Linked DNA regions of Mus musculus: regions 2 and 3 are each linked to region 1. The links are chromatin loops, found by intact Hi-C in ENCODE. Cell type or tissue: heart. All regions are shown on one strand. Links, peaks and the distances in the headings refer to the core of each region. The heading gives the core; the rest is flanking DNA.

The links. Peaks named below come from ENCODE experiments on the same cell type or tissue, not always from the same donor. Only the 100,000 strongest peaks of a DNase experiment are listed, where the experiment ranks them.
Region 2: a loop joins it to region 1, with 2.6 times the contacts of the local background. A loop is called at or near these places in 3 of 42 quality-filtered maps.
Region 3: a loop joins it to region 1, with 2.2 times the contacts of the local background. A loop is called at or near these places in 4 of 42 quality-filtered maps.

The regions. Positions count from the first base shown.
Region 1 is chr8:106,009,786-106,013,750 of GRCm38, reverse strand. Ddx28 (DEAD box helicase 28) reads left to right here and starts at 2,265. Exons shown (of 1, transcript NM_028038.3): 1 at 2,265-3,965. The coding sequence starts at 2,327. The coding sequence ends at 3,949. Dus2 (dihydrouridine synthase 2) reads right to left here and starts at 2,273. Exons shown (of 16, transcript NM_025518.4): 1 at 2,173-2,273. In heart, for the core only: no CTCF peak of the experiment used is centred there; a DNase peak (open chromatin) is centred at 2,270; H3K4me3 peaks cover 1,912 bases; H3K27ac peaks cover 1,382 bases.
Region 2 is chr8:105,852,912-105,856,876 of GRCm38, reverse strand. Thap11 (THAP domain containing 11) reads right to left here and starts at 1,774. Exons shown (of 1, transcript NM_021513.2): 1 at 1-1,774. The coding sequence starts at 1,516. The coding sequence ends at 599. It also overlaps a transcript of Cenpt not described here. In heart, for the core only: a CTCF peak has its summit at 2,089; a DNase peak (open chromatin) is centred at 1,796; H3K4me3 peaks cover 1,422 bases; H3K27ac peaks cover 1,465 bases.
Region 3 is chr8:105,936,518-105,940,482 of GRCm38, reverse strand. Psmb10 (proteasome (prosome, macropain) subunit, beta type 10) reads left to right here and starts at 2,091. Exons shown (of 8, transcript NM_013640.3): 1 at 2,091-2,528; 2 at 2,717-2,804; 3 at 2,892-2,989; 4 at 3,102-3,242; 5 at 3,502-3,617; 6 at 3,729-3,787. The coding sequence starts at 2,473. It overlaps Lcat (lecithin cholesterol acyltransferase), which reads left to right. Exons shown (of 6, transcript NM_008490.2): 6 at 343-932. The coding sequence ends at 911. In heart, for the core only: CTCF peaks have their summits at 2,440 and 3,478 (motif pointing right); DNase peaks (open chromatin) are centred at 2,382, 2,822 and 3,342; H3K4me3 peaks cover 1,817 bases; H3K27ac peaks cover 2,072 bases.

The sequences.
Region 1 (3,965 bases), core at 827-3,326:
CAAATCCCAGCAACCATATGGTGGCTCACAACCATCTGTAATGAGATCTGACGCCCTTTTCTGGAGTGTCTGAAGTCAGCTACAGTGTATTTACATATAAATAAATAAATAAATAAATAAATAAAAAGTCAGGGGTTGGGGCTGGGGCTGGGCCTGGGGCTGGGCATGGTGAGCTCTAAGCTAGCCAGGGGTCCATGAAGAAAGAAAGCACAGGGTCGGGGGCAACAATCAAGCATCAGGACTGTAGCTTACTAGTAAGGCACTTGACTATTACCAATGCACAGGCCCTGGCCTGCATCCTCACTACAATAAAGAAGAAAAATAAAATTAAATAACCTATGTCCTATGTTTGTTTTTTTTTTAAGGTGGGTCTTGCTATTACAGTACAGGTTGACTGGAACATGCTATACAGACCAGGCCGGCCTCCAACTCAGAGATCTACCTGCCTCTGACTTTTTTTTTTTTTTTTTGGAGGGGGGGGGCGGTTGAGACAGGGTTTCTCTGTGTAGCCCTGGCTGTCCTGGAGCTCACTTTGTAGACCAGGCTGGCCACAAACTCAGAAATCCACCTGCCTCTGCCTCCCAAGTGCTGGGATTAAAGGCGTGCGCCACCACGCCCGGCGCCTCTGAATTTTAAGTGCTGGAATTCACAGCATTTGCCACCACACTCAACTAAATTTTAATCTATGTAATGGTAAAGTCATCAATAGGTAGTTATTAGGAGTTCTAGGAACCTCAAAGATACCAAAATCTGAGGATACTCAAGCTCCTACATAAAATTCCTAGGTACTTTTGATTTTAGGGGGGAATTGAATTCAGGACTTCACAAACGCTAATAGGCAAGCACTTTATCACAAAGCTATGCCCCAACGCTCTCCCACATGATTTAAATCATCTGCAAACTGCTTATGACTAATGCAATATAAACATGATGTATATACTTGTTATACTGTATTGTTAGGGAGTAACATTAAAGAAAAATGTCTATACATATTTAGTACAGACACATTTTTTTTCATGAATATTCTCACTCTACAGTGGAAAATTCCACAGAGGTCCACCTATAAATATGGAGGGCCAGCTCTAATGAATGAAATTAAACTTTTTTTTTTTTTAGATTTATTTATTTATTATATGTAAGTACACTGTAGCTGTCTTCAGACACTCCAGAAGAGGGAGTCAGATCTTGTTACAGATGGTTGTGAGCCACCATGTGGTTGCTGGGATTTGAACTCCGGACCTTCGGAAGAGCGGTCGGGTGCTCTTACCCACTGAGCCAACTCACCAGCCCATGAATGAAATTAAAACACTTTCTCCAGACGTTAGGAACCTCCCAGGTAATCAATCCACAAACATTGACCTTATCTCCCACTCCAGACACTTGATGCCCATTTTTTCAGATATGTTCAAAAAGTATGAAGTAAAAAAAAAAAATTAAACGTTTAATAACCTGAACCACTAAATTCATGTCAAGTAGTCTGCTTGACCGGTGCTATGTGAGATAAGTTTCATCACTCCAGGAGGGTAACGGGACCCTTCTTTCTACTTCTAGTCAGGCAATTCGGAATCTGCCTGAGAAGCCAGTGGCTATGAGCAGACCGCTAGAGTGATGGGTCCAGGCTGAGATGCATGGGGGGGGGGGGGGGGCGACGACAAGGAAAGGAGGGTGAAACTTGCCTGGAGAGGTAGGGTCAAAGTGTAAAAAAAAAAAACCTGAGAAACTACACCTGAAAGAACGGAGACCATCTCTCTAACTTCAAAGACGAAATAAGCTGAAGGCCACCAGCATGCACTCTGGGTTCTAAACTAAAGAACTGGGTTGAGCTTAAACCCAGACTCCCAACTTCTGTCTCAGTCCCCTGGCCTACCATTCATTCAGTCTCAGCAAACTTGCATCACCCAGGCTTTGAGTGGATTGCATATCTACGAAAACATCGTCGAACTTTGTACCTTTGGAGTTCTATGGGATGACTGAGCGAGGCAATGAAGACCACAAGTTAAGACTATCAGAAATTAAGCACTCAAATGACAGAGGCCATCCTCACTCGATTCCTTGAGCCAGGGACCCATGGCCCCCTCCTACTGCGGACTCCCATTCCTGCCTCCACCGAGTACCCTTCCCCAAAGATGACTCCAATCTGGACATCGCCATGCCGGGTGGAAACCTACAGACCTCGCAGCCACTGAACTCTTAAGGATCCTCCTCCCTCCTTCCAGCCGGTGCTGCAGCGCCACACGCCACCCTGATCCGCGCCAGCCACCGTACTCCAGACTACGGTGGCGTGCTTGACGTCATTAGCGCGCGCCTCTTCTGCATCAAGGGAAATATGGCTTTAGCCGGGCCATCGCGGCTGCTGGCGTTAGCAGTACGGTTGCTTCTGGAGCCTCGACGGAACCTAGTGGTGCGCGGTTCCGACCAGTCCTTGCCAGTGGTGCGCGTTCCGCGGGCTCTGCAGCGACGGCAGGAACAGCGACAGAGCGGCCGTGGGAGTTTGCAGCGGCCAGTGCTAGTGCGCCCCGGTCCCCTGCTGGTCTCGGCGCGGCGGCCGGAGTTGAACCAGCCCGCACGCCTCACGCTGGGCCGTTGGGAGCGAGCGCCACTGGCTTCCCGTGGCTGGAAGCATCGGCGATCGCGGCAAGACCATTTCTCCATAGAGCGAGTGCAGCAAGAGGCGCCCGCCCTGAGGAACCTCTCGTCCCGGGGCAGCTTCGTGGACCTGGGTCTGGAACCCCGAGTGCTGCTGGCGCTTCAGGAGGCTGTCCCCGAAGTTGTGCAGCCAACCTCAGTGCAGTCGAAAACCATCCCCCCACTGCTTCGAGGCCGCCACCTCCTTTGCGCTGCGGAAACTGGCAGTGGCAAGACGCTTAGCTACCTACTGCCCCTATTTCAGCGGCTCCTGAGAGGGTCAGACCTGGACTCCCGCAGTTTCACGGCTCCTCGAGGCTTGGTTCTGGTACCTTCCCGAGAACTAGCCGAACAGGTGCAGGCAGTGGCCCAGTCACTGGGTGGGTACTTGGGCCTGCAGGTGATAGAACTTGGCGGAGGCCTCGGGATGAGTAGGCTCAAACTTCAGCTGTATAGACGACCGGCAGCCGATGTGTTAGTGGCTACTCCAGGGGCGCTGTGGAAGGCTCTGAAAAGTCAACTGATCAGCTTACAGCATCTTAACTTCATAGTGCTAGATGAAGTAGACACACTGCTAGATGAAAGCTTCCTGGAACTGGTGGACTACATCTTGGAAAAGAGCCCTATAGCAGAAAGTCCAGCCGAGTTAGAAGACCCCTTTAATCCCAAAGCCCAGTTAGTGCTGGTGGGAGCCACGTTTCCAGAAGGCCTAAACCAGTTACTGAGTAAAGTCACCAGTCCAGACAGTCTGACCACCATTACCAGCTCCAAGCTGCACTGTCTCATGCCTCATGTCAGACAGACATTTATGAGACTGAAGGGAGCAGACAAGGTGACAGAACTGGTTCAGATCCTCAAACAGCAGGACAAAGCAAGTAAGACGGAACCCTCGGGAACTGTCCTGGTATTCTGCAACAGCGCCAGCACCGTGAACTGGCTTGGGTACATTCTGGATGACCACAAGATTCAACATCTAAGGCTGCAAGGGCAAATGCCGGCCTCAATGAGGGCAGGTATCTTCCAGAGTTTCCAGAAGGGCTCCCAGAACATACTTGTCTGCACAGACATCGCCTCCCGAGGCCTAGACAGTGTCCACGTGGAAGTGGTTATCAATTACGATTTCCCCCCTACCCTGCAGGATTACATCCACAGAGCAGGAAGGGTGGGTCGTGTGGGCAGCGAAGTGCCAGGGTCCGTTATCAGTTTTGTGACCCACCCCTGGGATGTGAGCCTGGTTCAGAAAATTGAACTGGCAGCTCGCCGAAGGAGAAGCCTTCCAGGACTAGCATCTTCAGTGGGGGACCCTTTGCCTCAAAAGGCCTGATTTTTGGTTGGCTTGA
Region 2 (3,965 bases), core at 1,099-3,598, 160 kb after region 1:
TTTGTAACCAGTAGCAAACATAACGAGATAAACCTAAGTCCCTGGTGAGCTGGATCTCCATCAGCAAGTCACCCAGAGCCCTCTCATAAATGACCTTCTGGGTAGAGAGGTCCTAAGAGACAGAGGCACAGATCAGCTAGTCCCCATCAGAATCACAGACTGCACCTGAACCGGGTAGCATGGAAAGGAGAAACGATGTTACTGAGATCTCTTATCACTACACACAGCAAAGCTGTCTCTGATTGCTGGCCAACCTGAAGAAGTGGTTTCCTCAAACCCACAGTCCCTTAAGAGTTCCATCTGCACCCCCTCCAGGGTAAGTTCCAAGTTCAGTGGTTCTGAAGCCTGTGTATAACCAGAATCTGCAACATAAACTGGGGAGTGAGAGACAAAGTCATAACTGCTGGTGTCACCAGATTCTGAAGTCCCCAACTCTTACTTCACGAGGAGACGAAAGAAGGTGCCAACTGACCAACTGGAGTCCCGCTGTCCTAAACCTCGGCACTGTCAACAGGAATACTGGGGAGTACAACATTTGCCTGAGGATTCCTTGGGCTGGAAGGAGTCACGAATTCTGCAGGTTTCTGGGGGGAACCATTCACATGCCGTGCTTCTTACGGATGACAGCCATGGCAAGCAGACGATCCTTCTCTCGAAGTTCTTCACGGAGCTTGGCCTCGGTGAGACGCAGATGGCGGATGCTACCCTTCATCTCCTTCATCTTCACTTCCATCAGGGCCAAGATGTCCCGCTGCTCGTTCAGCTTGCGCAGGAGCTCCTCCTCCGTGGTACCCGAGGACAAGGAGTACGAGTGGTCAGAGCCAGTGTCAGGGAAGCCCTCTTCCCCTACCACCACCAGCTGAGGGCCCAGAGTGCACTCAGCGGCCTCCAGCCCAGCCGTAGCAGCCTCTAGCTCTGAGGCGGCGGCAGCGGCGGCTGCCCCTTCAGCAGCTGCAAACTCGACTTGCACTGTGAGGTCGATGGGCTTCACATCATCTCCCGAGGGAGTCGTGGACACGGGAACCACGGATCCCGGAGCCTGGTTGCTGTCTACGGCGGCCTGAAGCGTAAGAAGCACAGCTGCAGAGGCAGACACCAGGTTCGGCTGCAACTGGGTGGTCTGGGCAGTGGAGGAGGACGGAGACGGCTGCTGCTGTTGCAGCTGCTGCTGTTGCTGCTGCTGCTGTTGTTGTTGCTGCTGCTGCTGCCTACGGCGGGCTGCCGCAGCTCCCGCAGGTCTCCGAGCTACTTTGCGCTCATTGACGCCACGCAGCGGGAAAATGGTGGGAACGCGCACCGTGTAGGTCTTGCGGCCGCCCTGAAAGTGGACGCTGCAGAGACGGTGGCCGGTGGTGGGTTGGAAGGTGGAGAAGCACCCACTGACGCCAGCACGGGACACGTTCTTGAGCCAGAGGCGCCGCAACTCAGCGTCCTTGGGAAACGTGTAGAAGTGCAGCGCCTTGTCCCGGTGTGAATTGTTGTAGCAGCCCGGAACGCAGCACGTAAAGCCAGGCATGGCTGCGACGCGCGGCCCGGCCCACCGGCCTCTCGAGCTCTTCGACGGCCGGGTCTGGCCCCTGTCTCAGCTCCTCGACGGGCGGCGCCGCGCGAGGCTCTCAGAGGCCTCTCACTATTGCCGCCCGGCGCAGTCGTCCCGGGCCGAGGCCCCGTGCCCAGAATATGGTTGCGGACCGCCCGCGCCGCGCTACCCACCCGGCCGTCCGCCTGCGCTTCGGAGTCGGCCCGGGGGACGCCGCGAAGGACCGCCTGGAAAGGAGGACTACGCCCCCCACAATGCACTGCGCCAGAAGCCTCTCACTTCCGGGATGGGGCGGGCTTATTCCGGCGGCTTTCCTGGACACCGCGATATCCTGTTCAGAGTCGATTATTTTCCAGATGAAGCTCGTCCTAAGCGAAAGGTAAAAATGTATTCGAATGGAACGTTATGGCATGGGCTACCCTTCACAAGGATCCGGAATCCTGATGGTACCGGGCGCGTGCCTGGTGAGCGCAAGCGCTCTGGGTATAAGAACACAAAGACTACAAGTTCCATGATGCCTCAGAAGAACGTTTTGGTGCGGCCGCGGGCTGCAGCGCCTCCTAAAGGAGAGGTGGAGTTCCTGCAGACCAGGATTTGAATGAGGTTCTGCAGCTTGCTATAAAAAACACCCCACCCCACCCCACCCCCGACCCCCAGTACCTTGGAGTGGACTGCATTCTTTAGCCTAGAGGAAACCCGAGTCCTCCCAGAAGAACTTCTGGAGTCAATTTCTTATATTGGGAGCACTCTCCCGACTCTCAGCTACCTCTTACATGGATGGACTCACTGACCTAAACCATGTCCCTACTAGCTGCTTACAATGTGCCAGACAGTGAAGGGAAAACACATTCAAGGCAATTGGTGGCACACGCCATTAATCCCAGCACTTAGGAGGCAGAGGCGGAGGCAGATTTCTGAGTTCGCGGCCAGCCTGGTCTAAAGAGTGAGTTCCAGGACAGCCAGGGCTACACAGAGAAACCCTGTCTCGAAAAAAAAACAAAAAACAAAAACCAACCAAACAAACCAATATATAAATATCGTATAATATTTTTCACATTTATTAATTTTAAAAACATTCAAAGTAATGGGAGATATGTTTATACATATATCATGTGTGAGAGTGGGGGAGTAATGTTTGCATTTATGCATGTTCATATGTGTGCCAGTGAGTGTCAATTTCTGGGTATCATTCATTCCTCAAGGCCCTTGGCCTTTTCTTTTTTCTTTTTTTTTTTTTTTTTTTGAGACAGGATTTCTCTGTGTAGCCCTGGCTGTCCTGGAACTCACTCTGTAGACCAGGCTGGCCTCGAACTCAGAAATCCACCTGCCTCTGCCTCCCAAGTGCTGGGATTAAAGGCGTATGCCACCACGCCGGCTGGCCTTTTCATTTTAGGCTGGCTGGCCAGTTAGCTGCAGGGATGCACCTCTAGCACTGCCATTATAGGCATGGGACACAATGCTTGGTATTTTTTTTATTTATTTATTTTTGGTTTTTCAAGACAGGTTTTCTCTGTGTAGTCCTTGCTGTCCTGAAACTCCCTCTATAGACCAAGCTGGCCTCGAACTCAGAAATCAGCCTGCCTCTGCCTCCTAAGTGCTGGGATTAAAGGCCTGTGCCACCACTGCCCTGCTCATGCCTGGCTTTTTAACTTGTGAGGAAGAATCACATTGATTCAAACCCACAAAGCATTAAAGAAGATACTCAATTTGACTCTACCTTCAGTACATAAATAGCCTTTAACATACTCATGGACATTCAAATAATATCTAGTAAGTTGAAAGTAGGGACTGTGCCTGGTCTTCAGCACCAAAAGCAAACAAAGTGCGCAATTTCTCCCCAGCACTGTCTTACCTATCCTCTGGACTTGGCATCTCTAGTGAAAAGCAAGAATCATATTGCATGTCTCTGCTTCTAATCTTGGGTCCTCTACATCTGTTTCCCTTGTGACTGCCAAAGAAAATCTGACAAGCCATGGGTCGCTCAAGGGGGCTGGAGAAATGGCTCAGGGTTTAAGAACACTGACTGCTCTCTGGAAGGTTCTGAGTTCAAATCCCAGCAACCACAGGCATGAATCACAAGTTCAAGGTCATCATCTGCTGCGTGGAAAGTCTGAGGCAAGTCTGAACTACATACAACCTGTCTCAAAACAAAACAACAGTCGGGCGGTGGGGCACACGCCTTTAATCCCAGCACTTGGGAAGCAGAGGTAGGCAGATTTCTGAGTTCGAGGCCAGCCTGGTCTACAGAGTGAGTTCCAGGACAGCCAGGGCAATACAGAGAAACCCTGTCTCAAAAAAAACAAAAAACAAAACAAAAACAAAAAAAAAACCCAAAACCTGTCTCAAAAAACCAAACCAAAAACAACAACAACAACGAAAAAAAAAAAGCAACAAAAAACCCAAACCAAAACAAAACCCAAACAAA
Region 3 (3,965 bases), core at 1,099-3,598, 74 kb after region 1:
TTTTAGGATTTATTTATTATTTATATGTAAGTACACTGTAGCTGTCTTCAGACACACCAGTAGAGGGTATCAGATCCCATTACAGATGGTTGTAAGCCACCATGTGGTTGTTGGATTTGAACTCAGGACCTTCATAAGAACAGTAGTGCTCTTAACCGCTGAGCCATCTCTCCAGCCCCCGCAAATAAGCATACGGAGCACTTAACCGAACACCAGGCCTGCTCTTGTCTGTGTTTTGGAATCAAGATCAGGTTGTGGCAGAAACAAGGTGGAGTGCTTTTGCCGAGGTAAACTGTGGACCAGGCCCAGCTCCCTGTCCCACCTTGTTCTCCCCTGTCCTAGGTGACAACCAGGGCATCCCCATCCTGTCCAACATAAAGCTGAAAGAGGAGCAGCGCATAACCACGACTTCCCCCTGGATGCTCCCAGCCCCTCACGTGTGGCCTGAAGACCATGTGTTCATTTCCACACCAAACTTCAACTACACCGTCCAAGACTTTGAGCGTTTTTTCACAGATCTGCATTTTGAAGAAGGCTGGCACATGTTTCTTCAGTCTCGTGACCTACTGGAGCGCCTCCCCGCACCTGGTGTAGAAGTATATTGTCTCTACGGTGTGGGCAGACCCACACCCCACACCTACATCTATGACCACAACTTCCCCTACAAAGACCCCGTGGCTGCACTCTATGAAGATGGGGACGACACCGTAGCCACCCGCAGCACTGAGCTCTGTGGCCAGTGGCAGGGCCGCCAGTCGCAGCCCGTACATTTGCTGCCCATGAACGAGACAGATCACCTCAACATGGTCTTCAGCAATAAGACACTGGAGCATATCAATGCCATCCTACTGGGTGCCTACCGCACTCCTAAGTCGCCAGCTGCCAGCCCAAGTCCCCCACCCCCTGAATAAAGACCTAGCTGTTATAAATAAGTGCAGGGTGTTTGTTATGGGTTAAGGGGAAGGCACTACTAGGTTCCTTAGATAACCTGCATCACCTGGCTGATGCATGCTTGATCTGGGCTTAGGGGAACACGGGGTTCAGTGGGCTTTGCTAAGGCCCCAGACTGGACTGACTTTGAGATATGTAAATAGATTTTCATTGTCCTAGTTGAGCTGCTCAGGAAGCTTGCTCTGTGGCTTCCTTCTTAGGGGCCCAGGACAATATTCAGATCTGGGTATATGGCTGTTAGAATGGGGACACAGAGAAATAGGATTTGAAGTCGACTTTTGAGTTCTGGTTGGATACAGAAATTTATAATAAAGCATGGTGGTGCACGCCTTCAACTCAACACTTGGGAGGCAGAGGCAGGCAGATCTCTGTAGGCCACTCTGATACACACAGTTCCAGGACAGCCAAGACCACAGAGATTCTGTCCCCAAAACACAAACAAATAAATAGAATTTAAGATATTGGGGCTGGGGATTGTTAATGTAAGAACTTGGATTCCATGACAGCCGGAGCTATACAGAGAAAACCTGTCTCGAAAAAACAAACAAATAAATGGGGCTAGAGAGATGGCTCAGCGTCTGTTGAAAGAAGCTGTTTTTCCAGAGGACCCTGGTTCAATACCCAGCACCCACATGGCTGCTCACAAGTGTCTGTAACTCCAGTTTTAGGGGAGCTGACACCTCACACAGACATGCAGGCAAAACACCAACGCACATAAAATAAGCCATAAAAAAATTAAAAAATTAGGGCCACGTGGTGGTACACATGCCTTTAATCTTCTCATCCAGGCCAACCTTGTCTACAGAGCTTATTCCAGGGCAGACAGGGCTACACTCAACTACACTGAAAAACAGTTTTTCAAGCGCCCCCCCCCCCCAAAAAAAAAGTTTAGGATCTGAAGAAAAGACAGTTCATCTAAAGAAGATTTAATGTGAGACATTAGAGAGAGAGAGAGAGCAAGCACTCAGAAGTTAAGAGCATTTTTTTGCACTTGGAGAGGACCTGAGTTTGGTTCCCAACGCCCACGTGGTGGCACGCCCACATGGTGGCTCATGATCATCTGTAACTTCAGTTCCAGGGAATCTGATGCCCTCTTCTGACCTTGGTGGGCATGTGGCATGCACATACCACATTCACTCACACACATAACTAAGCCTGCAAGGGCTTCATTTCTACTTACTTTTAAGGGGTTATGTGTGTGAGTGTTTTACCTGAATACATGTATGTGCCTGCAGTGCTCAGGGGGTGTCAGCAGAGATGGGAATGGAGGATCTAAGGCGCACCATAGGTCTGGCAAGGAGTGTAATAGCCCCTTCCTCAAGTTATCTGGGACTAGCAGCAAAGACGAAAGTGAAAGAGAAGATGCACACAGCAGCCAACAGCCTCTGAACTAGGGTGGGGGTGAAAGCGAAAGTAGGAAGCGTCCGGAAAAACCCCACAGAAGCCAGGACAGACGCCTCTGCTCCCCCTGGCTGATCCACTCATCGAGACCCCCGCATTCTCACTTGGCCTTCCTGCGAGATGCTGAAGCAGGCAGTGGAACCCACAGGAGGCTTCTCTTTCGAGAACTGCCAGAGGTGAAAGGGGAGTGGAGTTCTAGTCACGAACTGCTGGTGCCTTGTTTTATTGGTGGAGTGGGGGAACCCTATGTTGGGTGACCAAGTAGGGGCTTAAGCCAGGAGATGAGTAGAAATGGGTTTGGGGACCGGTTCAGGGACCCTCCCTTGATGCAGAACTGAAACGCGAGTCACCCCAATGTTTCCAGGAATGCGTCCTTGGAACACGTCCTTCCGGGACTTCGGGTTCCTCATGCACGCAAGACCGGGACTACCATCGCGGGGCTTGTGTTCCGAGTAAGCGGGGTGATAAGGGCTGGAGGGCTAGAAGGGCAGCCACTGCGGAGATCAGGTGGGCATTAAGGCTGGGCTCTGCCTCTGCAGGATGGAGTCATCCTGGGAGCGGACACGCGGGCCACTAACGATTCGGTTGTGGCGGACAAAAGCTGCGAGAAGATCCACTTCATCGCCCCTAAAATCTAGTCAGTATGCCCCGGACCAGTCCCCATATTCAAACATAAGCTGCACTGTCGCTCACTCCCTACTTTGTCCCTGCACGTCCCTGTCCACATCCACCATCCCTTTGTCCCTTAGCTGCTGTGGGGCTGGAGTAGCTGCGGACACTGAGATGACTACGCGGATGGCAGCTTCCAAGATGGAACTACATGCGCTGTCCACCGGCCGTGAGCCTCGGGTGGCCACGGTCACCCGTATCCTGCGCCAGACGCTTTTCCGGTGAGCAAGTGGGGCTAAGATGACCCCTAAACGGGGTATCTGCAGGTGGGTGGAGTTGACAGGAGGCGGGACGTGGAGTGGGGGGGAGCGGGGCTGCGACCTGCAGGGAGACCGGAAGAAGACAGACCAAGCTGAGTTCCGGAAGAGGCAGCGTCAATTGCAGGACGCCAGGCCAAAGGAAGGGGTGGGACTCAGACCAAAAGGCAGTGTAATGGGCGGGGCCTGTCTGCTAACATTAACCCTGCCTGCTCCTCCACAGGTACCAAGGCCACGTGGGGGCATCACTGGTCGTGGGCGGGGTTGATTTGAACGGACCTCAGCTCTACGAGGTGCACCCACATGGTTCCTACAGCCGTCTGCCCTTTACTGCCCTTGGTGAGCTCTTCCACCCTTTAAATCACACGAATCCTGCTCCTGCAACCCCACCTTCAAGGTTTGTACCTCCGCAGCTAACAACTGACTTCGGATGCCCCTTCCCACCTGCAGGCTCTGGTCAGGGTGCAGCCGTGGCACTGTTGGAAGACCGGTTCCAGCCAAACATGACGGTGAGCGACTTCTTCATGCTCACTGGCGGGGAGTGCTGAAAAACCCTAGCCAAGTATAGAAATAAGAAAGGCTTGTAGGTGTGAAGGGGACAACTGAGTAGGGACTGAGTAAAGTTGAAGATGGGAGGGCCAGTCAGGAACCAAGCTTAGACCACAGAGAGAAGCAGAAGCTCACAAC